Regions from separate parts of the Mus musculus genome. Here all the other regions are linked to region 1. A link is a loop called in an ENCODE intact Hi-C map of the cell type or tissue named here. Cell type or tissue: heart. All regions are shown on one strand.

What was found. A loop is a pair of places that touch in the nucleus more often than their neighbours do. Peaks named below come from ENCODE experiments on the same cell type or tissue, not always from the same donor. Only the 100,000 strongest peaks of a DNase experiment are listed, where the experiment ranks them.
Region 2: it touches region 1 in a loop (2.8-fold over the local background); 5 of 42 quality-filtered maps call a loop at or near these places.
Region 3: a loop joins it to region 1, with 14 times the contacts of the local background. A loop is called at or near these places in 3 of 42 quality-filtered maps.
Region 4: a loop joins it to region 1, with 2.4 times the contacts of the local background. A loop is called at or near these places in 3 of 42 quality-filtered maps.
Region 5: a loop joins it to region 1, with 3 times the contacts of the local background. A loop is called at or near these places in 2 of 42 quality-filtered maps.

What each region holds. Positions count from the first base shown.
Region 1 is chr16:87,125,579-87,130,578 of GRCm38, forward strand. It overlaps Gm32865 (predicted gene, 32865), which reads right to left and starts at 2,861. Exons shown (of 2, transcript NR_153792.1): 1 at 2,646-2,861. In heart, no CTCF peak of the experiment used is centred here; a DNase peak (open chromatin) is centred at 2,813.
Region 2 is chr16:85,805,038-85,810,037 of GRCm38, forward strand. No RefSeq gene overlaps it. Among named protein-coding and RNA genes, the nearest start is that of Adamts1, 4.4 kb to the left of the region's middle. In heart, CTCF peaks have their summits at 2,207 (motif pointing right) and 2,812 (motif pointing right); a DNase peak (open chromatin) is centred at 2,784; H3K27ac peaks cover 683 bases.
Region 3 is chr16:87,047,121-87,052,120 of GRCm38, forward strand. Gm38477 (a long non-coding RNA gene) reads right to left here and starts at 2,163. Exons shown (of 5, transcript XR_876202.2): 1 at 1,932-2,163. In heart, a CTCF peak has its summit at 2,538; no DNase peak of the experiment used is centred here.
Region 4 is chr16:86,762,277-86,767,276 of GRCm38, forward strand. No RefSeq gene overlaps it. Among named protein-coding and RNA genes, the nearest start is that of Gm32461, 42 kb to the right of the region's middle. In heart, no CTCF peak of the experiment used is centred here; no DNase peak of the experiment used is centred here.
Region 5 is chr16:86,452,163-86,457,162 of GRCm38, forward strand. No RefSeq gene overlaps it. Among named protein-coding and RNA genes, the nearest start is that of Gm32357, 220 kb to the left of the region's middle. In heart, no CTCF peak of the experiment used is centred here; no DNase peak of the experiment used is centred here.

The DNA of each region.
Region 1 (5,000 bases):
ATCCTAAGCTTCAGTAAAGTAACTTCTTTTAAGCAGAAGTGCATTAGGTAACCTTTCCCAATAACAACAAATGATATTTTTTTTTCAAACTCTCCAAGATGGGCTATGTTCCGTGGAAAGCTGTTTTGGTGCTGGCCAAAACCAAAACAGAGCATGTTTTCATTCTCCGTTATGTCAGAGTTACCAACACCTTTCTACTGTCCTCACAACACAATGGAAATTAAACAAATTTGTTCTTGTAGCACTGGCTTACAAGGAAGAAAGTTATATTTAGAAAATGTCAGAATACCTACTTCTGACTCTTCTAGTATCCGCTGTGCATTTGGGCTTTCCCAATGGCAGTAGTTAACAGTGAGCCAGAATACGTGATGTTTTGGCAACAGATGTCTACTCGATGAATCGGGAGAGGAAGGAGCAGTGGAGCTCGCAGGGGAACTGGGTGGGCTGTGGATGTAGCCCTCACAGGTTTTCTCTTGATAAAGATACTTGATTTCAATCGTCAGAACACCACAAAAGGAAATGTAATCAGAGTACTCATTTCTTCCTATTCATCTGGCTCCTGGCACGACTGCCACTTTGACCCATGTTTAGTAATCCACTGCATTTTGGCAACGGTATCACCTATTCCCAAATATGACGTATTTACACATTAGATGGGGCTATGGAGAGTGGCATCGCTGTGTGAGGAGTTTTGCTCCTAGTGGCTTGAGAAGTTTGTATGAGTCTGTGTGCTGGCAGGTTTCAGATGGGTTTCTTTACAGGTTAGGAGTACCCCTTTCAACCATCAAAAAAGATCCACTCAGGAGCCAGGATGCTCAAGAATACTTCATCTTTGAAGAACACCCCTTACAAATGACAATCCACAGATGAGATTTTTAAATCCTACTACAACAGAAAGGCTTACATTCAAAGCACAGAGAGCTCTTCCCTTGGTCTGTTTATTCTCTAAATCACATTAAGGTTTTATGAGGTAGAGTCTGATCAAGAGAGCTGCTGTATCAGTAGGCTGACAAAGGCTGAGTCTACACAGGTAGCAGGGCACATTCCTGTGTATTAAAAAAGACTAATTCAGTAAGACAAAAAGAAAATACCAAAACCAGACCAGAAAAACATGTAATTCATTTTGTATTGGCCTGTCCCTGGGCACGGGGCGTGTCCTGGAGTATAACTAATATACCTTGAGGGTAGAGAGGTAGGAAGGATCTGGAAGAAGTTGTGTAGGGGGTGGGGGAAGAATGTGATTAAAATAAAATGTATGAAAAAATGTTTTAATTTTTAAAATACTGATGGGATGTTGGAGCATTTTATATTCAGCAGTGAAAATGTTGTCACTTCATTAGCTGAGCCTAGTTTTCAAGATTCTATGTGATTAAAATATATTATGAAAGGCTGTTTATCGTCTCTAGACTGTAATTGCCAGGACCAGATCTATAACTTTTAGAGTTCAAATGTCTCCCTTTTTTTTGTGATAGCACACATTTATGGGGTACACTGTGATGTTTTGATATACCGATAGAATCAAGGATGATTAAATTGAACTAATTAACATATTCATCTCCTCAAATACTTAAATACTTATCAATTTTTGCAAAGAATATTTTTTATTAGATATTTTCTTTATATACATTTCAAATGCTATCCCGAAAGTTCCCTATACCTCACCCAGCCCTGCTCCCCTACCCACCTCCTCCCACTTCTTGGCCCTGGCATTCCCCTGTACTGGGACACATAAAGTTTGCAATACCAAGGGGCCTCTCTTCCCACTGGATCATCTTCCTAGGGTAGATAATCAGCCTCCGCACTCAATGAAGTTCATGGGTTCTGTATAGGCCTTTATCCTCTGACTTCTGTAATCAAGTTATAAAGTTCACTGTGGTCAATATGATAATTATGTGAGAACTTCAAAAGACAGATGCAGTTTTCTAAGGACTGGACACTGTCCCTGAAATAAGCAGCTGCTGCCCACAGATGAGTGCAGCTCTCAGATCTCATTAAGGACGCTTCTTGAATTGACACAGGAGCTCACAACGGGTTGAAGCTCAGAGAATAGGTATCTAGGGAGTAACTCAGTCATAAACAGAACATCTGTATCATAGCCTCCAAACAGGCTCAGGGAACATGACAGGAGAGGAAACTGAAAGATCTAAAAGCTAGAAATCCAGAGGGACTGAAAAGCAGTGTCTTTGAAAGGGCCATGGTACTCATGAAGTCACACAGCTGTGGTTGCCCACATAAGACCTGAAGATCAACCAGATTCACTGTCCACCATACCATGGAGTATGGGAGAGCTTTGTGAATTCCTACAGCCAGCTGAGGCGCTCTTGACAGTTGCTAGGAAACTTAAAGTCTGTTTTCTTCAGGGATGGGGCCCATGGTAGGTTGACTACACTCCAGTCAATAGCCCAACATCCATGCATGTGAGGGCAGCACAAATTGGATCAGTGGAATACTTCAAAAATAGTGGACATGAAGTTGGGAAGGGGTTAGAGTGTGGGGGGGGGCGGTGTTTTGAATCGAAGTAGTTGCGGGGGATGAATGGAAGGGCGGATATGATCAAAATACATTGTATGCACATATGAAAATCTCTATAGATAAATAAAAGTGTTATGGTTTCTTTTTAAAAGAAATTCAGCATTTCCGTTTACCTCACAGAACTTCCTGCTGCCAGCCCCACACTCCAGAGAATACAGGAGGGCGGTAGCAGGAATAACCTACTGTGAAGTTCTGATAGCCACCAGCTTCCTGTGCGGGGCCAATGGGACAGGCTTCAGTTATCTAAGACAATTAATTCATTTGGTGCCAACTCCTGTGGCCGTTAATTGTTCAGCGTTTCCATGTTCAGGAACTCCTCCCCGCGGACTGGCTGCCTGTGACGTCACTGCCATTCTGAATCATGCAAATGAGGATGTCATATCCTCTGACTCAGGGCGCTTTATTTCATTGATTATTTTAAGACTTTCAAACACAGGGTCGGGCTATGGTTAGATCTGACTCCGTTAACACGTCGCGTTTCTTTTTCTCACAGAGCTCCCTTCCCTACTGAAACAGGCTGTCAGGTACGCACAGAGGACCCTTTCATCTGACTTTGAAAGGCGCGCTCATTTACTGGCAGGGAAGTTCTCCTCTTCTATTTGGAGGCCATGATCACCAACCTTGCCAAATTTGGCGAAGCAACAAAAGGCTCATTTCTATGTATATTTTGCTCCTTGTTTTCCCTAAGGAAAGGGCGAGTCAGGATATGCACACACAGCACACCGAACTGAAATAGCCTTCCTTGTTTAAGTAGCTCCGAAACTACTCAGTAAAAGTTCTCCGGGTTTCTGCCTTCAGACCATCAGTTACCAGTATCTTTTATGCACTGGCTAGGTAGCCTTCCTAGAGATCAACTACCTTTGCATGCTTGTATTTTTTTTACTGAAAGGCAGTGTGTATAGATTTCATAAAGCCAGACATTAAGAGTATCAAAGAAATCCCATTATTGCTACACACTAGTTGTGTGACCCTAAGTAATTTACTGAACCTCTCTAAGCCTTGGCTTATCCATGTATAATATGAGCACAGAACAGCACTTGTCTCATGGAGTTAGCTGTGAGGGTTGCTGGGACTCGGTGTCTGTAATGTAGCCATGCCAGCGTGTGGGGTGGACAGCACTGTAGCACTCTGTGCTGATCAACTGCCTGTACTATGTAAGCTCTATGCAAATCAGTCTTTAAATTTAGTTAAGTCTTAGAGAAACATGTGTTGTTTTGCACTTGCAGAACAAGACAGAATAGCACAGAGTTTTATACTGTATTTAAGAGTCATTTACTCAGGTGCCAAGGAAGCTGCGCCCTTGAAATCTCAACATGGCTGTCTCAACAAGACCTGGATAATCCCATCATCAGCTGGCATGCCAATATAGATGTGGCAATCTCATGGGGCCTCACCTCTTGATGAAGAACTGAAAGGGAGTCACAACTGCCAAGAGAGAGACAATTAGCCTTTCCTAGGAATTATATTTTAGTTAAATGAAAAAAAAAAAGACAAGATTTTTTTTTTAAAAATCTCATCTCTTAGTTGATTGTGGGGCTCAAAGTTCTCATCTGTCAAAAAATAATCTGTTTTTCTCTTAGTTTTCTAGTTTCTATGTGGAGTTTCAATGCTACTTCATCAAAACAAACAAAACACTCAGTTCATCGGGTAAAGTCTAGGAGTCATTCTAACTACCAAGAATTGACAACAGTATTAGAATTCGTATGAAATACAGGCAGCAAACACAGACTTTGCTAACAGCACACTGTGACACTGTGTGGAAGGCCTGAGTCTACCCTCTTCATCCGTCAAAGGACAATTTTGATCCACATCGCCTCACGGGGAAGTAGGTACTCCCACATAAACACCCGCTCCTTGGGACAATAGAGGCCTAGCTGTTACTGACTTTCAGGTTCACATCCAATCCCAGGCTCTGAAGATTTTCATCCGGAGCTACACAACAGAACAGGGCTCATGTGTCAACTGAGACCTTGGACGTATAAAAAATGTAGGAGTTTATATTTTGCCTGGATTTACTCTAATTTAAGTATTTAGTAGGTGTGTGAGAGAGAGACAGACAGACAGACAGTTAGATTCAGGGCTGTATATGAAAGCCAGAAGGTAGCATCGGTGAACTCCATTTTACTATCCACCCTTTCCTTTGAGACAAGGTTTCTCTGACATTTTCTCAGGTAGGCTGAAAACCAATAAGCCCCAGCCATTCTCCAGTCTCTGTCCCCCATACAGCTGGGGTTAAAATGCAGAGAAGCAGGGAACCCCTGGGTCTGTAGATGTCGGGATCTGAACTACAGTTCCCATGGTTCCACAGAAACCCCACATGGAATTATACCACAGCCTATCCTACCATGTTGCAGAACGGCCTGCCAGGGTCTCCTTCTGCCCTCTGGGTGCCCAGTCACTGGTGAGCACTGAGCCTGATTTCAAGGATCAAAGCTGATCCAGGTGTGTGGGTTCTAGGATCTCAGCCG
Region 2 (5,000 bases), 1.3 Mb before region 1:
TGTCCGGCCTCTTTCTTTTTTGTTTAAGAACCTGATTCACAAGTGGGCTTTCCCGAAGCCCACATTCCTGGTCGGTCGACCCACTTTATTTGAGAAGCATTTCCATTTTCTGTTATGCTGCCTGACTTTTTTTTTTTTTTTTAATCTTTCCTGTTTGTGTGGCTTCCTTTCCCCTCTGTTCTCTCTCACTTGCTAACCAGCAAGGTTAGATACTTGTGAGAACAAATACAAACAAGGGCAGATTCACCCGTGCCTTTACTTCCTTGCTTAGAATGTAGAACATAAAAGCCGGTGGGCAAGGGAGATGAAAGATGCTTGAGGTGGACAAGGGATGAAAGTCTTACTAGATCCATAATGTATGTGTGATCTCCTTCAATTGAGGCAGGAAGGAAGAGTTGCAGGACCACCAGAAACATATGTAATTTTCAAATCAAAGTGTAGTATATTTCAGTCTCTCCACTCTCCCATGGCAGGCGACTTTACCTTTTAAAGTTGCAAGCTTGGCTGTGAGCCCATTTCTGCCTCTCGTGTGCTCTTATTGAAAGAGATTTTCATTTGGGAGTACATTTCGAATCTCAAATGGGTTACTTCAAATCCATTATAATTTTTTCATATTTCATGTTCTGTATCCAAATAGAGCTGGAAAAAAAAAGGCACTGAGTTAAAGGGGAAAGGGTTGCCAGGAACATGGCTTTTATATTCTCTGGGTTTCTCTCCAGATTTCTGTTCTTTTGCATAATGGCTCCAATCTGTTGTGCACCTGTAGTTCTGGGAAATGATTCTTTTTTAATCGCTTCAACAGAGACATGAGTATTGGAGTTGCCAATTACTAAACTGAAAAAAAAATAGTGCACATTCAGAAGAGTCTCTAATCCACTTTTAAAACAATTAAGATCAGCATTGTGTGTTTGGCACACAAGCCTATAACACATACCCATCTGTATAAGCAAAATGTAAATTGAAAGAAAATATCTGAATGAAAAAGCAAGATCTTAGGGGTTCCATTTACTGACCAGAGAGACAATGGTGAAACACTGGGTTGTTGTAGTAACTTGCATAGTGTTACACTTATAAAACCCTTGCTCCTGGATTTGTGTCGGCAACTCGAAATCCCTATGCTCTGCTAACATCTGTCCCTTGTACTTCTGGTTTTCTTCCTATAGAGTGTATTTCTTCATAGATGAGCTTGCAGAAACACCAGCTTAACGCGTCTTAAGAGGAAGACTTCAAGAAGTTATTTATTTGGGAACTTACTGAGATGACCTGAACTCATTCATCTCAAAATACAAAATTCAAGCTTATAAAAGAAGACTTGTTTTTTTTTTTTTTTTTTTTTTTTTTTTTTTACACACTGAGTCCCCAAGGGAGGGAAAAAAAAAAAGTAGAGTTTGAAGTAAAAGAAGTGGGTATCAACTGTGAACGTCAATGAGTTTCTTCCATGTTTGCGTGTCTCAAGGATCCACAGGTTAAAGACACAGAATAATTCTCGTGAAGTCTTTATCAAAGAGAGCACTCTCCAGGCAGCCATGGAGGTGAGGAAGTCTGGTAATATGGAGGCGCTATTAGGATTCTTTGAGTGTAAATATCACCTACAGTAACAGCTAATGAGCACATTTCATAAGCATGGAAGGCTTTTGATTTGTAACTCCTACTACATGCTCTGCCAATTAGAAATGCAAAAGCCGTCTGGCGTTAGTCTCCCTTTGGAGTACATAGGAACAAATGTCAACGCTGGAGCAATGAATATTTTTTATCTAAATGGAGATTTCAGAAAGAAAACATCCATTTTAAGCAGGTTGTGAGTTTAATAAACATCAAAGTCTGAAAAATTATTAATTCCATTTGGACATAGGGTATCTACCAACCCCAAATTTGTACACTGGAAGATCTGAGAGAAGTATAATCTTTCTAATTTATTTTCCTGAAAAATATAGCAGAGGGGAGCCTTAAAGTGGCTCATTAACTTGTTCAAGATGATTCAGTATGAAACTGGGGATCTCAGAAATAAACTACCACAGTCATAATTTTTAATAAAATATCTCTTGGTATTTTAATATAAATCTTTGGTAAGTAAATATATTATCAGACTTGTGACTTATGTTCTTTTTACAATTATTAATTTTATTTTATTAGAAAAAGGAATTTTATATTAGAAAAAAAATTCCACCTTAAAAGGGTCACCAGCTTCAGTACCTCTTGCTTAGCCCACAAGGTGGCGATAGTCTACAACAAATGGTATTTGGTTTTCTTTTCCAGTTAAACTAGGAATTTGCAAAAGTTTTATGTCTTTCCAACGATATGTAACAGATTTCTCTTACCATTTTAAGGAATCTGTAAACCAATTTTTAAATATTTCAATATTACTTGTATTTACACATTTTCAAGCCCGCAGCTAATTTTTAAGCATGTGATTTTGTTAGCTTAATCCAAATACTATTAGGATATTTTAAAAACGAGAATTATCTTTGGCTGCTTTTATTTGTCACAGTTGAGAGCTCAGTGCAACTCAAATGGAGAAAGAAATCACAGACGTGCAATCTATTGAGAGAATTACAGCATCATTGATTCATTTGCTATGCATGGTTTTTGTTTTGGTGTGTGTGTGTGTGTGTGTGTGTGTGTGTGTGTGTGCGTGTGTGTGAATTGCTACTTGACACTTGGAACTGGCTTTAATTGCTTTTCCAGGTTTAAGGTATTTCCCTTGGCCACAACAAAAAGTTAAAAAGGATGAGGGAAAAAAAAAAGTTTGGTAGTGGAGTGGGGGCGGGGCAGGGTGAGGAAAATGTTCAACCACCAGGGGGCAACAAAAGACAAATTTTAAAATAGATTTAGCCAGACAGTTTTTTTTTTTCTTCTTCAGTGTGTGATCATCCCAAATGTAAGTGACTTCCCAATACAATGTGATTTAAAAGCCATATTTTGAAGATGTGTTATTGCTTAAGGTAAAGTATAGTAGCACAATTTCATGAGTTTAATGAATACTGGAGTTAAAAGCATATTATCTTAGTCATCAGGAGGCACGCACGACTTTGAAGAAGGACGTTTGAACTACCACCAACAAGCATGCAGTTTGTTGATGAGTAGGCAGAGATCGGAGGTATCCCCCAGCTTCTATTACAGCCAGAAGATGAGAGCCAGGTTTCCAAAAGTGTTGGGAGTGAGATTTGCTCCTGACTTTACTGTAAACCTGTAAGGCCCTGTACCGGACGACGACTTGTGATTTGCCAGTACTCCTTCCTACTGACAACTGGTAGTTAAATTTAGAACTGAGATGGCCCATGACAATGCATCAGGGCTGAGAAATGGAGACTTCTCTGAGTCCCTGACACTCAGCTGTCTGCAAAGTCCTATGCTGTTTCCCAGTCTTCCCCTCCCACAGCATTTTCCAAACATACACAGATCAGGGGATGCATATGCTCACGTCTGGAAAGATTAACAGAGCCATGTCCACGTATAGGGATGAGTCTGTTCTCTGCCCTTGTTGCCGACCGGATTGGAGATTGAGATAAATCTGAGTTTGAATTCTGATGTTCTGAATTTGTCACCTCCTTACTTTATGACCTTAAGAGATCTAGGACTGTCACTGGGCCCCAGACTCCTTGTATGAAAAAATCGACGATGGCAAACCTTGCAAAGACTGAAGGTAACAGATTGAAGGTAATCAACAGGAGAGGCTGCTAATGTGGGAAACATTAGATATTGAATGCAGTAAAGAAGGAGCTAAGAACACAGTTGGGAGTCCTCAGACTGTAGTGACTTCATTCTGACTAAGCATTTCTCTTGATGCCATATACCATCTCAAGGAATAGTGCCCAGAGAAAAAAGCCCATTTTTTAAATATTGCATCTACTTGACACATAATGATTGTGCGTGTTTTGAGGATGCAGTGTGATGTCTCAGCCTATGCATTTTGTTGTATCAAGCATTTAGCTTTATTTTCACGTCACACATTTAGCCTGAAAAGATCAGAAGAATGGAGATAATTCAGAGCTCATGGAGAAAACTGCACGTAGTCAAATAGCCGTAACCTCAGCCTTTGGAGGTAGAGAGTGAAGGGATGCTGGGGCTTGCTGGTCACTTCCCATCTCCAGATTTAGTGAAGAAACACTTTCTCAAGAGGATAATGTGAGGAAGGAATTTGGGAAGCCTAACATCATCCCATGGTCTCCATCAAGCACATAGCAACAAGCAACAAGGCACACATATATGCAAACACACACACACACACACACACACTCACACACACGTGCATGCACACTACATTCACATAAACATATGTACACACTTACAATGAAAACTACTTTTAAAAAGGGTATACAATTGTAAATAGGTAGGTGACGTTAATGTGTGCTGGTAGGGCCTCTCAGAGGACAGCCATGCTAGGCTCCTGTCTGTAAGTACATCATAGCATCACTAACAGTGTCAGGCCTTGGAGCCTTCCCTTGAGATGGATCCCAAGTTGGGCTGGTCATTGAATGGCCTTTCCTTCAGTCTCTTGTCCATTTTTGTTTCTGCAGTTTTTTTTTTTTTTAAACAGGAACAATTCTGGATCAGAAAATTTAACTGTAGGTTAGTAACCTAGTCTTTCTTTCTACTGGAGGTGGACTCTGGAGTTCCATCTATCCACTGTTGGGCATTTGTCAGTAAGATTTTTTTGTGAGGAGCGGGTGTGGCAGCAGTCCCAAGATGGCGCCCGGGACTGCAGCTAAGTCTTATGACTTGCACCTGACTTCCTCATACACCTGAAAATAGCCACGACCATCGTGAGAGCTGCACAGGTGCACCATGATGCTGGCGGTGTAAACAAGTCCATATTTGGTGGAGACATGCCCCTGCCGCCCTGATTGGCTGAAGCTGCGTGCCTGGTGAGGTGGTGTGGCCTGCTGTGAGTGGATGGGGGCTGAGAGTGTATAAGCAGACCTGCCAGGATGCCCAAGGTCCCTGTAGCAGCATCGAGGCGTTCCTGCAATAAAGGCTGTTGAGAAGAATCCTACCGTTTG
Region 3 (5,000 bases), 78 kb before region 1:
AAGAGAAGAAGAAGGAAAAATGCTTGAACCCAACCAGAACACAATAAAAATAAAGTTATACACATATTATTTAAAAGAATCTTTGAACTCCTACAAAACACATTGAATTATGGTTTCTTTTTAAATTCATTGTCAATTTAATATCCTTTACTTTAAAATGAAACCTTTAATGACAATTTCCAAGTTTTGACACTTGAAAGAAACCAGTGAGTCTGATTTTTACTAGAACGAAGTTGGAAAATATTGCAAACAAGAAAATTGAGAGTATTTAACTACTTCTAGAATTTTAGAGTTGGTGAGAACTTCAGACCATGCAGCTCAATATTTTTCAAGATGTATTTTGCTTTACTGTATGTTCCATAATAAAATCCCCTTCCCAAGATATGTTGAAGAAGCTATGTTTTAAGCATCACTTATTGAGGACTGTCTGAAGAAAAGAAGGAATAGAGGAAGAAAAGAAGGGATGGAAGGAAAGCCCCTTCTTCTTCTTCTTCTTCTTCTTCTTCTTCTTCTTCTTCTTCTTCTTCTTCTTCTTCTTCTTCTTCTTCTTCTTCTTCTTCTTCTTCCTTCTCTTCCTCCTCCTTCTCCTTCTTCTCTTCTTCTCCTCCTCCTCCTTCTTTTACTTCCTGTTTCTTTCCTTCATTTTTTGAAAGTCACTTCTGCCCATCCCTTGAGCAGCAAGCACCAATCCACGACACTATTAATGATACTCTATTATACTTACAGACAGGAGCCTAGCATGGCTATACTCTGAGAGGCTTTACCCAGCAGCTTACTGAAACAGATGCAGAGACGTACAGCCAAACATTGAATATAGGTCCTGGGCCCTTATGGAAGAGTTGGGATGAGCTGGGGGAAGGGTTGTAGGCCCTGAAAGGAATGAAAACCCCACAGGAAGACAACAGTGTCAACTAACCTGAGCCCTGGGGGCTCTCAGAGACTGAGCCACCAATCAAAGAGCATTCACAGGCTGGACTGGGGCCCCAAGTACATATGTAACAGAGGGTTCCTTGTCCTGCCTCAGTGGGAAAGGATGAACCTACTGTTGCAGAGGCTTGATGCACCAGTAGGGTGATACCCAGAAGGGCTGCACCCTCTCAGAGGCAAAGGCAGTGTGGGGGAAGGACTCTGTGAGGGGAGGACTAGGAGGAGGGCAGCATTAGGGAGAGAGAGAAAGAAAGAGAGAGAGAGAGAGAGAGAGAAGAAAGAAAGAGAGAGAGAGAGAGAGAGAGAGAGAGAGAGAAAGAAAGAAAGAAAGAAAGAAAGAAAGAAAGAAAGAAAGAAAGAAAGAAAGAAAGAAAGAAAGAAAGAAAGAAAGAAAGAAAGAAAGGAGGCAAGCAAGCCAGCCAGCATTTCTTGATGTAGGGTGCGGACTAATTGGTAGAGTGCTGCTTGCCTAACATGCACAACACACTGGACTTGATCCTCCAAAACTCTATGAACCAGACGCGATAATGTTCCAAGGATTGTCCCAGCTATTATTTCCCTATGGTACTTTGAGAGACCACTTGAGAAGGCTCAGTAATGAGCTTATACAGGTACCTAGAGCCAAGTCATTATGAAAACATTGCCATAGTTCTGAATCTACAAATGAACACCCACAGACTTGATGCCCAAACTCTCTATACCCCTCCAGAATCTGGCGTGGGTACAGCTGATATTTATTCCTACTGGTCAGTGACAGGCTGACCGGGCACTAACTGTACTACAGTTCCCTACCACAGACAACACTTTGCCAGATTGGAGGTCCTCAACCAATCCATGTGACTAATTCGGTGGAAAGCGACAGAGAGGAGGCAGGGCAAACCCAGACCGCTGTTTTAACTTTACTCTTTCCCCAAACTCAATCATGAGTCCACGTTAGAGGAAACGTTGATCTTCTTAATTTCGCAAATGAGAAAATTGAGGACCAGAGGACTGAAGTAACTTACTTGAAGTCAGATAGCTGAAAAGAAGCCAACGTGGGTTGAGAATTCAGTCGTTTTCAGTGCTAAAGGCCATGCAGTGGCTGAAATTTCCTAAAATGAAACGGTGTTCATCCCATCTCTCATGGAGTGGTGAGAACCTGCAGCGTACATGCATCAGTTAAACTCCTCATGGTGTGCCAACACCAAACCATAGCTACTTTAACTTCGGATCTGTCATACAACGTTTTCATCCGGGTAACAGAGGCGGTCTATGGAATGTTTACTATGTCTAAAATCTTTAGAGCGTGCTGTCTATAATGCCTTACTGGAAATTCACCTCTGAGCTAGTAGTAGCTTAACATCACGTGGCCGCTTTGGGACGAGTCCAAGACCAGAACCCGAACCCCTTTCCGCTCAGTGGTGCTCCTTCCTCCAACACCACACTTTTGCTTTTTGAAGGAAGTGTCCATGTTTTAGCACAACCCAAGCCGCTCCGTAATCAGGATGCTGACTACAAATCTACTTTTCTTAAGGACAAGGTGTGAATAACCTCTGAATAAAGGGCCGTGCGATGGCCTGCTGTAGGTTTGAGGAAACTGCCCCCTGTCGGGATGCAGGCACGTGGTGTTTAAAAGACACACTGAACTGTTAAAAGCTCCCTGAAGTTCAATGAGGACTAAAGGAGGTTTGCAAAATTTCTGGTACGTGGAAACAAAACGCTTTGCCATATGCCTTCTTAAAAAAATTATTTTCCAGCTGCAGTCAAATTCACTTTTAAAGACTGGATCTGCAGTATCAAACCTCAGCATCCGGCTACTCAGAGATGGCCCTAGGGTGGATCTATTACAGGCTAAATAATGTCTACTAAGAAACTGGGGAGCTGTATTCCCTGCGCCTCTTTCTCAAACCCCGGCAGACCACCAGTGCTCAGTAGTTACTGCTGTGTGGTACCAGATAAGGTTACAGCAGGGATCGGGAAGTGTCTGTGACTCCGTTTAAAGATAAATTGCTACATTAACACAGAAGGGTTTTGCAAAGGAAGCACGCAATCACGTTGCCATGCTTTTTCTTTTTTTTTTTTTTTTTTTTGGATCCAATTCTGAAAATAAAGGAAGTATCCTCAATAAATCATCTTCCTAATGGAAATGACAGAATTATTCTCCCAGGGGAACAGCACAGACCACTTCACATCCCTCAGAATGGGAGTAGGAAGGAAATGGGGACATAGTTTCCTTGGAGGATCTAAGGATCCTGGACATCTGTTCCCCTTTGTCCCATACAAGTCACTTGTAACAATCTTTAAAGTCATTGTTTATATGCACAGGATAAGCTCCTTCTCAAAAATGATACTGTATCTTTGTTAAATTAAAAATAAAATCTGTTTCTATAGTTCACTACAATGAAAAATAGCATGTATCCAAGTTAAAAAAAATTGTGAATTCTTGTAAACTGCCTTTTTATTAGCAATGTTAAAAGATAAATGCAAAAAAAGACCAGTTGGTAATGGTAGCAGAACTTGGAGAAGGCACCGTGTGATTGTCTTCCCTTGTCAACGTTCTTCTTTTCAAAAACATTCTATATACTCATAATTAAATTATCACATGCTGGCATTTTAAAAATCACTTACCTCTACATCATGTAAGCATCAGGGAGGGCTTTACTGCATCTCAAATTCTCACTAGAGTCGTGTGTGTGACTCAAAGCTTTAAAACCAGGCCTAACATTCACCCCCTTCACCACTTGTGTTTCTTAATTAAGAAATTCTAATGAACTTTGTGCACCTTTTGGCAAGAACAACTTCAATTCATTCCTTTTTAAATGAATCTGTTAGAAGTCAAGGCTTCTTTTCTATTCCAAGCCTTAGGAAGTGCCACTCCCCACCCAGCTTCTGATTTCTGAGAAATTCTTGCCCAGGTCACCAGGGAGTAAGAGCCAGTTTTGAGGTCACCAGGGAGTAAGAGCCAGTTTTGAGGGAGAGCCACGTATACAAAAGTCTTGGGATTTTGGTTTTTTGTTTTTAAATGTGGAGGAAATGTCATTTGACTAAAGCTAGGTAAATGGCACTGCATATGGATTTATAAATTCTGCTGAAACATTTGACCAGATCCTTTGGAAATTTTTCCCATCACTGAAGTCTGTCATTTGTTTCATTTTGGACATGGTGGCAAGGTGATCCAGGACACTGACCCAAAAAATCTTAGTGGCTTTGTGTACAACAACAAATTAATAAAGTAAAGGAATTTTTTTAAAAAAAAATTCAGTGACTAGCCCATTTCAATCATAGATAGATAGATAGATAGATAGATAGATAGATAGATAGATAGATAGATAGATAGATAGATAGATAGATGGAAATATATAGATAGATAGATAGAGATGGAAATATATAGATATAAATATATAGTATATTTTCCATTCTAAGTTCTTTCACTAAATATTTATTCTGCAAACAAAGATCCTAGGAGTCTCTAGGACCTTTTCAGAATGTCTCTATGATTTCCACATTTTTCCATTTAAGCAACTTCATAAAACCAGAATTACCTTTCATGTTTGAACCAAACAACATATTGTAATAAATCCACAAAAAATAGACAAGAGAACTTATTTTTCATTAAGTTAGACACTGCTAAGATTTGAAAGGTATAAAATAATTCCAACATTTTCCTACTGTGTTTGGAAAACGTACCTTTCACAGAAACATTTTTATTCTTATTTGTTTATAACTTCACACATGGGTACTGTATCTATACCATTTCTGCTTCCCCTTCTCCCATCACACTCTTCCCATTACCCCCACCCACCACCACTACCACCATTCCCTTTGGAATCCATCACCTCCCCTTTCACAGTTATTATTATTATCTGTATACAGCACCCAGAGCCTGTTTTTTTTTCCATTTTTATTAGGTATTTAGCTCATTTACATTTCGAATGCTATACCAAAAGTCCCCCATATCCACCCACCCCCACTCCCCTGCCCACCCACTCCCCCTTTTTGGCCCTGGTGTTCCCCTGTACTGGGGCATATAAAGTTTGCAAGTCCAATGGGCCTCTCTTTCCAGTGATGGCCGATTAGGCCATCTTTTGATATAT
Region 4 (5,000 bases), 360 kb before region 1:
ATTATCACAGATGTTCATCAACTAGTGAATGAATAGACAAAACTACACGTGCACATGTGACGAAATACTATTCAGCAATAAAAAGAACTAATGGACTGATTCATGACATCATGTGGTTGAACCTGGAAAATGTTATGTTAAATGAAGGAAGTAATTCAGGAAATGTGGATATATATGTGTGTGTGTGTGTGTGTGTGTGTGTGTGTCTGTGTCTGTGTGTGTGTGTGTCTGTGTGTGTGTGTGTGTGTTTTCTTAATCTGTGTCTATGTGTCTGTGTGTGTCTGTGTGTGTCTGTGTGTGTCTGTGTGTGTTTTCTTAGCATGGAGAACTTGAGGCATAGTGGCTTAGAATCCCAGGAGACTAAGACAGGGAGATCTCTGAGTTCAAGGTCATATGGGACAAAGCATGGTTGGCACACACCTTTAATCTGGGCCACACCTTCTGCTGGAGATCTATGTAAGGACATTGGAAGAAGGAAGACTCTTCTTTGCCTGCTTGCCTTGTAGGACTGAGCAACTGCTAGATCCTTGCACTTCCATTCACAGATGCTGCTGTCCGTTGTTGGGGAGTTGGACTATAGACTGTAAGTCATCAACAAATTCCCTTACTATATAGAGATTATCCATAAATTCTGTAACTCTAGAGAATCCTGACTAATACAACACAGTTTACTTATATCACATAGATAAGGAATTCCACAGAGACAGGAAGTGGATCAGTGGTTGCATGTGGTTCAGGGGATGGAGTGACTGAAAAACAGCCTATCACTAACAAAGGGCTTACTTGGGGGAGATGAGAATTTTATACTTACAATTTATATATCCACACATAAAAACAAATTGAGAGAGAAAGGTCAGGAAAAAAAACTTACTCTTCCATTGATGACAATTTGATAAGCTTTATGATTAAGGTTTTTATTCTACTAGTCAGGAAGGCCTGATTTATATAAAAGAGTTTCAACCTCATGTTAGGCCCAGGTTTGTATTAGTAAGCAAATGAGAATATCTTGTCAATTTTATTTAACCTTATGCTTGTTTTTAAATATAACTATTCAAAAATGTATGCCACTTACAAATATAAATTTATGTGTAAACAAGTTTACCAAACAAAGAACGACTGTGGTTTTAGTACATGCAATGTAGCAAACATGTATATTTATATTTGAACTTACTATGTAGATGGCATTTCCTACCACTTCATGCAATGTAGTAAATATGTGTATTTATACTTGGATTTACCATATAGATTGCCTTTCATACCACTTCATATGTTTTCCTTAAAATTCTTGAGCCAGAGATTGCATGTGATATTTTTATTTCTCTGTAAGAAGGCAGAGTGAGTGTAATTCGATGATTTATCTAAAGCCACCTTGTGAAGTTTTGGTGGGTATGATTAGGGGTTGAGGGAGTGTACTTGATCCCCTCAGATCCTTAAGACCTGTATTTGTTCTTCTGTGGGTTTGCATTTTATATAAAGTTACATCTTCTCAAACTCTTGCCATTACAGGTGGAGGCCTAAATGATTAACTTGAACCAATTTGTGGCAGGCAACAAAAGGGATAAACCATGCCTCTCTGCCCCCTCTACTTCATGCTATTGTAGTTTTACTCCATAGCTCCAATTGCATCTTAAGGCTCACCTCTGAAATTTCCAGCCATGAGTCTACTATAACTCTGTGTCTAGAACACCTGTTCTGGTTGTTTTGTCTATAGGTGGGTGATAACTTTTTTATCTGCTGATTTCCAAAGGACCCTCACTCCTTTATTCTAATCGATTCCTATAACAAGTAACTTCCATTTTAATAATTTTAAATTATTTTCATCTTCTGTCTAGATGCTAATTGCTATTTTATATGATCAGTGATGTTTTAATCTGTAAAATCATTAAGCCCGAACCAATTTGTTATTGATTAAATATTTTCACCATTTGCCTAGAATGAGTCATAACTTTGAATGTTGATGGTCCTTCATATACAACTGACATAAAATATATTTGCTAACTTTACTTGTATTCCCTATATTTGAATTCCTAAAATTTGCCTATAGGCTCTTTCAACTACAGTACGAGAAATAGTACAATGAAAAAAAAATTACTGATTACCAGTTAAAATGAAAGAAATAGAATAGACTTCCTGTGCAGCTCTGAAGAATTTCATGACCGCAGCATTCTTTATCTTCAGCTCTGACCAAACAGGAGAGTTCACCTGACACTGGAGTCTTTAAGAAATAGCATGGGCTAGGACCATGCCTGGGCTGCCATAGAGTTCCTGATAAACATGAAAAACTGAAATTTTAAAACAATGAGAATTTGGGGAACAGTGAAACAGATTTCAGCTGTGAAATTTGTTGGTATGCAACTAATTATTTTGGATGACAAGATTTTAAAAATCATTTTTATAAGTACATGTGCGTGTAGTATGTATAGATAGCTATGAAATGTATATAACTCATATATGTCATTAGATCATTCCATTGGAGTATACTTTTCTAAGATCTTTATATTTTACACTTCAGAAATTTCAAACAAAACAGTGAGTCCAGACTTTAGTGTTTAAGGGGTGAGTGTGTTTATAGTTCGGGAGCAAATCTACAGATACAATCAGAAATAAATAAATTCTGATGACCCACTAACTCCTGACCTCTTTCCAGTCCACACTTGCCCAGGTCTCCAGCAACACCTTTCTACTCTCAAATGCTATGGAGGCAACTGTGTCAGATTGTAGATGTAATTAAGATCATGAACTACTTGTAATGTTATTGCTGTTGTTGTTATTATTGTTGTTAACATAATCATTAATTCAAACCATTTTGTCACATATAGCTGCTTGTTTTTACAGCTACATACTATTTTGTGTACTACATCATCTTTACCCATCAATCAATTCATAAACCCTTAGGATGTTTTGATTTCTTCTTTATAAAATAGTTCATTTAAAAGTATTTGTAAAATGTTCAATTAACATGAAATCAGTGTCAAAGGATATTAAAGTAGCTCAAGTGATGTCAACTGTGCTGTTTTTCATCTTTTACAATGCTAGGTGCTTCAGATGAGCTGATAACTCTGAAAAAATTAGCAGATTATACAACCTCTTTAAGTATTCCTTCCTAAATAAAGTAGATTAGCATTCAACGATCCCGATCAGAGTCATTCTTATGCCTTGACTTCTTGTACTCTTTCAAATTGTTTGTAAAGACCTTCTATACAAACATCACAGGAAATCATTGATACATGCGTGCATATGCACACACACACACACAGACACACACACACACAAGACTAAAGGGTGTGGATAAACAAGGTTACATTGTCTCTAAGGCTATGGAGAAAGAGATGGGACAATGGAGAGCTTGGGAGCAAGTCTACAGATACAGAAATCAGTTTCACACAAGAAAGGGCAGCAATGTAGGAAAGGGAAGGGTACAAAGTGATTGCAGAATCTTCCCTAAAATGAATGCTTTGAGGCAATTTCAATATCTGAATAACAAAAAGATTGTTAGCAGTAAATAGGACACTAAAAAAAAATCAATTATTCATGTAAAACAACTACAGCTGACTTCCACATTATTGAAGGAAATGTATTTGTCTGCTTCACTCCAAGTGTACATTATTTTTAAAGGAATGTTACAGAATTCAGCCAGAATGGAACATGAGAGAACATTATGTAAAAATCACTTCTTGTTTCAAATCTCTCAAAATCCCTGAGCCCTGTATCAGTACAGGCTCCTTACGAGGATGGAGTTCGGAACAATGTATAAAGCACAAGCGTTTGCTGTAACGATAGTCATTCTTGATTCACATTTTCATAACATCCTATTGTAATGTCCCTACCATGTTTATGCTGAAACACAACAAGGCTCTGTCAGGGATCCAACAAATGTGAAGGAGTTGGAGTCAATGTGGAATTCTCGATGTTAATATTTCCTTTCTGACCAAATGAGCTCCACATGTTTTCTGCTGCGACGAATCTCCTTCCTGTGGAATTAGGCATGCTCTGACTCATTCTTTATTTTTTGAGCACAACAATTTAATCCAGAGTAGTCCTCATTTCACATAGCCTGGGGCTCTTGGTTCATCGCTGTCTGCTGGCATTAGTGCTAAGCTACAGGGCAAAGGTGTGGAATTATAAGAGAAAGGTTCTCAGTACCCAGGTGCAGGCAAAAAAGCCTTGGCCAGTGACCTGCTAGAGAAAGGCTGTAGGTAGCCTGAGTCTGAAGAGAAAACACTGCTCAGATATCTGTTGATCTGTAGGTGTGATGAAATGCTCCAGAACAAATTTATGACATTTACATTAGACCTTTGGATTTAAATACGATGTGGCTAAATCTAAACAGCAATAAAGTGGAGCATGGAACTCCAGTGTGAATGTAAGGAGATGGTCATGAAGCTAAGGAATAACGGCAGAGATTCAAAACTAGCTCTTCAGGCCAAGAACTGGGTCTGAACCTTTTCACTACTCCTTCTAAAGCAGGTTGTTGCATAGGACATGAGAGCACAGATTAAAACATGAATAATGTTTTAATTACAGGTCAGAAAACTCAAGTGATTGTTAAGTCAGCAAAGCTGAGATAGCAACAGCTTCATCTACAACCAGCTCAGGTCTCAGTATCCTTTATCCTAGGCCTATCATTGTCTCCATCACTTCGATCACTCATGAGAACTAGATGCAGCCCATCACAGAACTCTGTAGAGTTTATAATAGTGAGCAAATATGGCACTAAGCAGAAAGTGAAAGACAGTAGGTATTTAAAGGACTGAATCATGCATTTTTATTTTTGTTGCCACCCTATCTAACGTGGTGTTCCAAGCATGATGATCCAGGCTGTGACCTACAGACTGTCTAGGTTTCTCTATTTCTATTTTCTTGTGAGTCACAATCACTGAAGAGGCCTGGTGCACGACAGGATTACATTGACAATTTGAAGAGCTTGTATGCCAGATAATGGAAGGGTAGTAAATGGCTGAGTGCAAGAGTGGGGAAAATGTCTTTGTGATTGGGAGGCT
Region 5 (5,000 bases), 670 kb before region 1:
GATTCATAGATGGGACATGAGACCATGGTAAGCAGGCAAAACCAGACAGAGAGATGACATAGAAGCCATTCCTCTTTGTGAAGCAGAGGTCAAGATTTACAGAATTAAAGCACAAAGAAAGGAATGCAAACTCACCTACTATTATGTTTGTGGTCTAAAAAAACATATAAAATTTTTCTATAATGTGCCAACAGAAGTGAAGGGGACTCAACTTCAACAAGACCAAGGGGTAAAGCAAAACAGCCCCACACTAGTGTAATAAAAAGTGCAATCATCACACGCATGATCAGCCCATGTCCCTTGACAAACCAAGTCAACAAGCAGATTATACAACTCCTATTTTGTTTTATCGAGAGTCCAATATTAGTGATCTCAATTTCCTTGATTATCCCTTTTTTGTTTTTGTTTTTTATTAGATATTTTCTTTATTTACATTTCAAATATTATTCCCTTTCCTAGTTTCCCCTCTGAAAAACTCCTCTCCCCTCTCCCCCCCCCCCTGCTCACCAACCCACCCACTCCCACTTCCTGGCCATCAGATTAAATCTCAACAATATCCTATGAGTTACATGCCAGCACATCAGTGGTAAAAATAGAAATCTGCACCGAGTGTCACATTTTACATAGGTGTTAAAGAGTAGTTCAGAGAGTAGACCATATATAGAGTGGGGTGAGCTCCAAGGCACTGCTTTAAAAGAATATTGAACATCAAAATCCATTAAAGAGTTTATCAAGGTAGAACTGAGGACAGACATGATGATAGTATGTTGACACTTTGTGTATAAATGAATAAGCAATATACCTTCCTTATCCTTTATCCTAAATCTGTGTATATAGTTAAAATTGATTTCTACAATAAATGCCAGTCCATGGTAAGAAATACGGATAAGAGAAATGTAGAGAAGGCTCATCAGCTATTGCTTTTGGAGAAAACATAAGTTCCAACTACAGTGCCCACATCAGACAGCTCACAACTGCTATAACTTCAACACCAGGGAGTACCTGGCCATCTGTCCTCTGTGAGTATAAGAACTCAGGAGCAGGTGCCCACAGAGAGGCAGACACATAATAAACAGTAATATGTCTCAATCTTAAAAAAATATCAAAACATAAGTAAAATTTACAAAAACATTAAAAAGCAAAGCACTATTTAAATTCACTCATTAAAATTCCCACATTAAAGTAACTTTACAAAGGTAGATGACAACCAGCCCTATTGCAGTGATTTTGCCATTTTGGAATTCATATATTTTGAAGTTGCACCAATAATCTAGACTATTATTATAGCAATTGTCCTTGTATAAAGTTTCTTTCTATTTTTCTTTGCTTCTTTCTTTTCCATATATTTTACTGTTCCTTTCTCCTTTTCTTTTTCTCTTTTTATTCCTTCTTCTCTTTTAAATTATTTTGAGACAGTGTCTTTTTGTAGCACTGGTTGTCCTGGAACGAGCTACTTATATGGAGATGGCCTTGAAGTTGCACATTCTCTTCCATCTGCTTCCTAACTGCTGAGATTAAAGCATGTGTTACCAATCCAATCTACAATTATAGTTATATGGTTATAGATTATGTCCTTATAAACACTTTATAGTTCTCCCTCATTTCTCCATCATAAATGTAAAATAGAATTGTTATTTTCTGCATTGTGGACTTATTTCCGTATCACATTTACTAAAACATACACGCAAAATATAATAATAAAAGATACTTCTCAAGAGTTTTTCATTTCCTTTTAAATGGAAATACATTTAAGACTTTAGATATAACATGGAATCAACAGAAAACTTAACTTCTCTTGTTTGCTTTACAGTGTGAAACTGTCTCACGACTACACTTTATCATAATCTCACCTTTCTGAATTCATTATTGTGAATGTTTAGCATTATTTATAGTTATTAACAAGCAACTGTATAATATATGATGCACATACTACCAGCTACCATGCCATCTTCTTTAAGAAAGCAAAGGCTGCCTCCAGTTTAAAATTTTCCTTTGATTTGGCCTTTCTTGGAAACTGGTCAAACACTTGCAGAATGTGAGATGGCACACACAATAGAGCTCTGTCACATAAGTATGACTCAGGGGCTGATAATTTCTGAAAACTGCTCTGGATACTTGTGTTCTCATTAGGATCAGAGTTATTTTTATAATTTCCTACAGGAAAAATTCAGGACAGGACAAGGTTCAAAAGGAAGGCCAGGAAGAAAAGACACAGAGGTTATTTTTTGAGTTAATTCCTGCAAAATTGTCTCTCTGGCACCATGCTATTTTAAGGACCAGATTGTTATTCTTGAAAATTAGATCATGTTGAATTAAAGAATGTGATACAGAAAAGATTCTTCCATATGGTAAAGTTATTTCATAGAAATATTTTCAGCTGTACAGTTACAATAATAAATATTAAAAGTTAAGCATCTGCATTTAAAGCATAATTGTTCTATTGAGAGAAATAATTAGAAAGGAATGCATACCCTTGCTAATTATAAATAATAATCTAAGTAATTAGAGCTATGCATCCCTAAGGACTTTCTAAGCACAAGGCAATCAAGTTCCAGGTGGGTACGTAGTTTTTAAAGTAGTCTGCAAGTGAGACCTCACAAAAGGTACTTGGCACAGCTAGAATGAGCAGATAGTGCTTCTAATTGTAATGGAATAATTTGACAATAATAACTCACATTTAAAACCTGATTTAGAACCGAGAGTGAACAGATGTTCATGAAATTCTTCATATAGACTATGCTCCATTGTCAATTCCTTTTACTCCTTGGAAAATGATACAGACTCAAGTAGGAAAGGACACACTGTTCCAAACAACAATAAGAATGGAAGCTTAGCTCTGTGTCATTTCCTGAATTTTCGTGAATTCATCTTTATCTTTGTAGTCTAGCTCATTTCCTTTCCCAAATTAGAACAAAATTCAAAAGTTATTTATAGTTTCATTCAGCTAAAATTAAATCAATTACCTGTGATGCTTCATGCTTCCTTCTGGCTCTAAGTGTTCATCGTGACCTTTCTCATAGAGGGAATTGCAGCATATTTCTTATTAGCTTTCTCTCTAAAGATAAGCTTAGTATGTGTGTAAGAAAGAACATATTGGGATACTTAAAGTGAATCCAAATGCCCAGTAAGCATGGCCTGAAATTGAGAGAACGTTAAATGTGAGAACAGAAGCATTTCAGAAAAAGCTCATCTTGTCTTCATTTTAGGTAGTAAGGAATTATTTAGTTATATCAATGAAATAACAATAACACAAATAGCATATTAATTATAATTTGAGACTCAATGTTTAACTGTGTTTCCCGGGCACATTACAAAAAGACATAACTTTAAAATATGGACTACAGGCATGTAATTGGTAGAAGAGAAGTCAACAAAATGTGAAAATAAGAGTGGTGATAATCATCAGAAATGGTTAAGTCTGTAAAGGAGAGTTATTTGAAGCTAAAGTAAAAGTTGTCTAATTTTATTTTATTAAACTCAAGATAATAGAGAGAATTTTACTGAAATATCACATAGGTTGTTAGAAACATAAATCCAGAATTCTTTGAGATCGAATGCCAAGGAGCATACATAAACTCTTGAAAACAGATGTAGTGCATGTCTCTGTGTGTGCCTGTTGGGATGAGTATAAGACTAGACAAAGAGATGAGTGTAGGACTAGTCAACGCTTTGACAGATCAAGAATGAACCCATGACATATTGTAGAGCAGGAAGAAAGAAAGAAAGAAAGAAAGAAAGAAAGAAAGAAAGAAAGAAAGAAAGAAAGAAAGAAAGAAAGAAAGAAAGAGAGAGAGAGAGAAAGGGGGAGGGAGGGAGGGAGGGAGGGAGGGAGGGAGGGAGAGAGGAAAGACAGAAAGAGAGAAAGGAAGGAAGGAAGGAAGGAAGGAAGGAAGGAAGGAAGGAAGGAGGGAAGGAGAGAGAGAGAGGGAGGGAGGAAGGAAGGAAGGAAGGAAGGAAGAAAGGAAGGAAGAAAGTGAGCGAGCAAATAAAGAAATAACCCAGTGACATCCATAAGGAAGAACCATTCAACAGCATCTATTGATCTTGAAGCAGTTTTAAGACTACCAGGTTGAGGAGAGGCCACTCTTGTATTTTAGTGCTGTGATGCCATAGATGGAAAACAAAGTCAGAGGGGAAGGGAGAATGTATTTAGCAAAATAACTTCAAAAGAAGTGAATAAATAATAGGAAATACTCTGAAAAAATAAAAAGTCATTATGAAAAGAAGGCAATACCAAGGGAGGGTGAGTGTTTTTAGAAACTGTTTTTTTTGGGGGGGTTGTTTTTTTTGTTTTTGTTTTGGCATGAAGGACATTAGACACTCTTTCTAAAGTATCATCACATAATGATCACTGAGTCAAGCTCTGGGGAAGAATACATGCTGGAAGATGCCTTGCCCTAGTATCCCTCCATGTGCTTGAACATTAGACCCATCAGGAGTAAAAGTAGTTATATTCTTCTTTTTCGTGAGATTTCACTATGTCAGAGCAGAAGCTTGCAGAATTTCAGGATTCCCAGACAGATTTTGTCACAGACTCTTAACTGTCCCCTGTATGCTCCTAAAAAAGAACCATTTAAAAACTGCTGCCTGGATTCTGTGTCCATTCATCCCTCAACTAATGATTTATTAGCCATCAAAAGCTGCTTGCACTGCCCATTTCCTTCCAGGGTGTGACAAAGGGAACACAATACCCTTGCACACCACTGCAGCACTGCACACCACTGCAGCACTGATGTGCACTCTCCTGTGAGATTTCCAGTGCAGCGAAATGAATTCGTGTTCTATGACACATTTTTCAATCTATTCACTTTCCAGTTGATTCCAGATAGCCTTCGCAGGAGAAGGGAAATACATTCATGCAACTACTGTTTTCAGTGCAGAGAGGCATGCAACTTCTTGACAGACAGAGGAAGAAACCCACGGCAGAGAGGGGAGGATACGGGGAAAGGAGAAATGACTTGAGTAAATGAGCATGCGTTAGATGATTTTTTTCTCCTTCA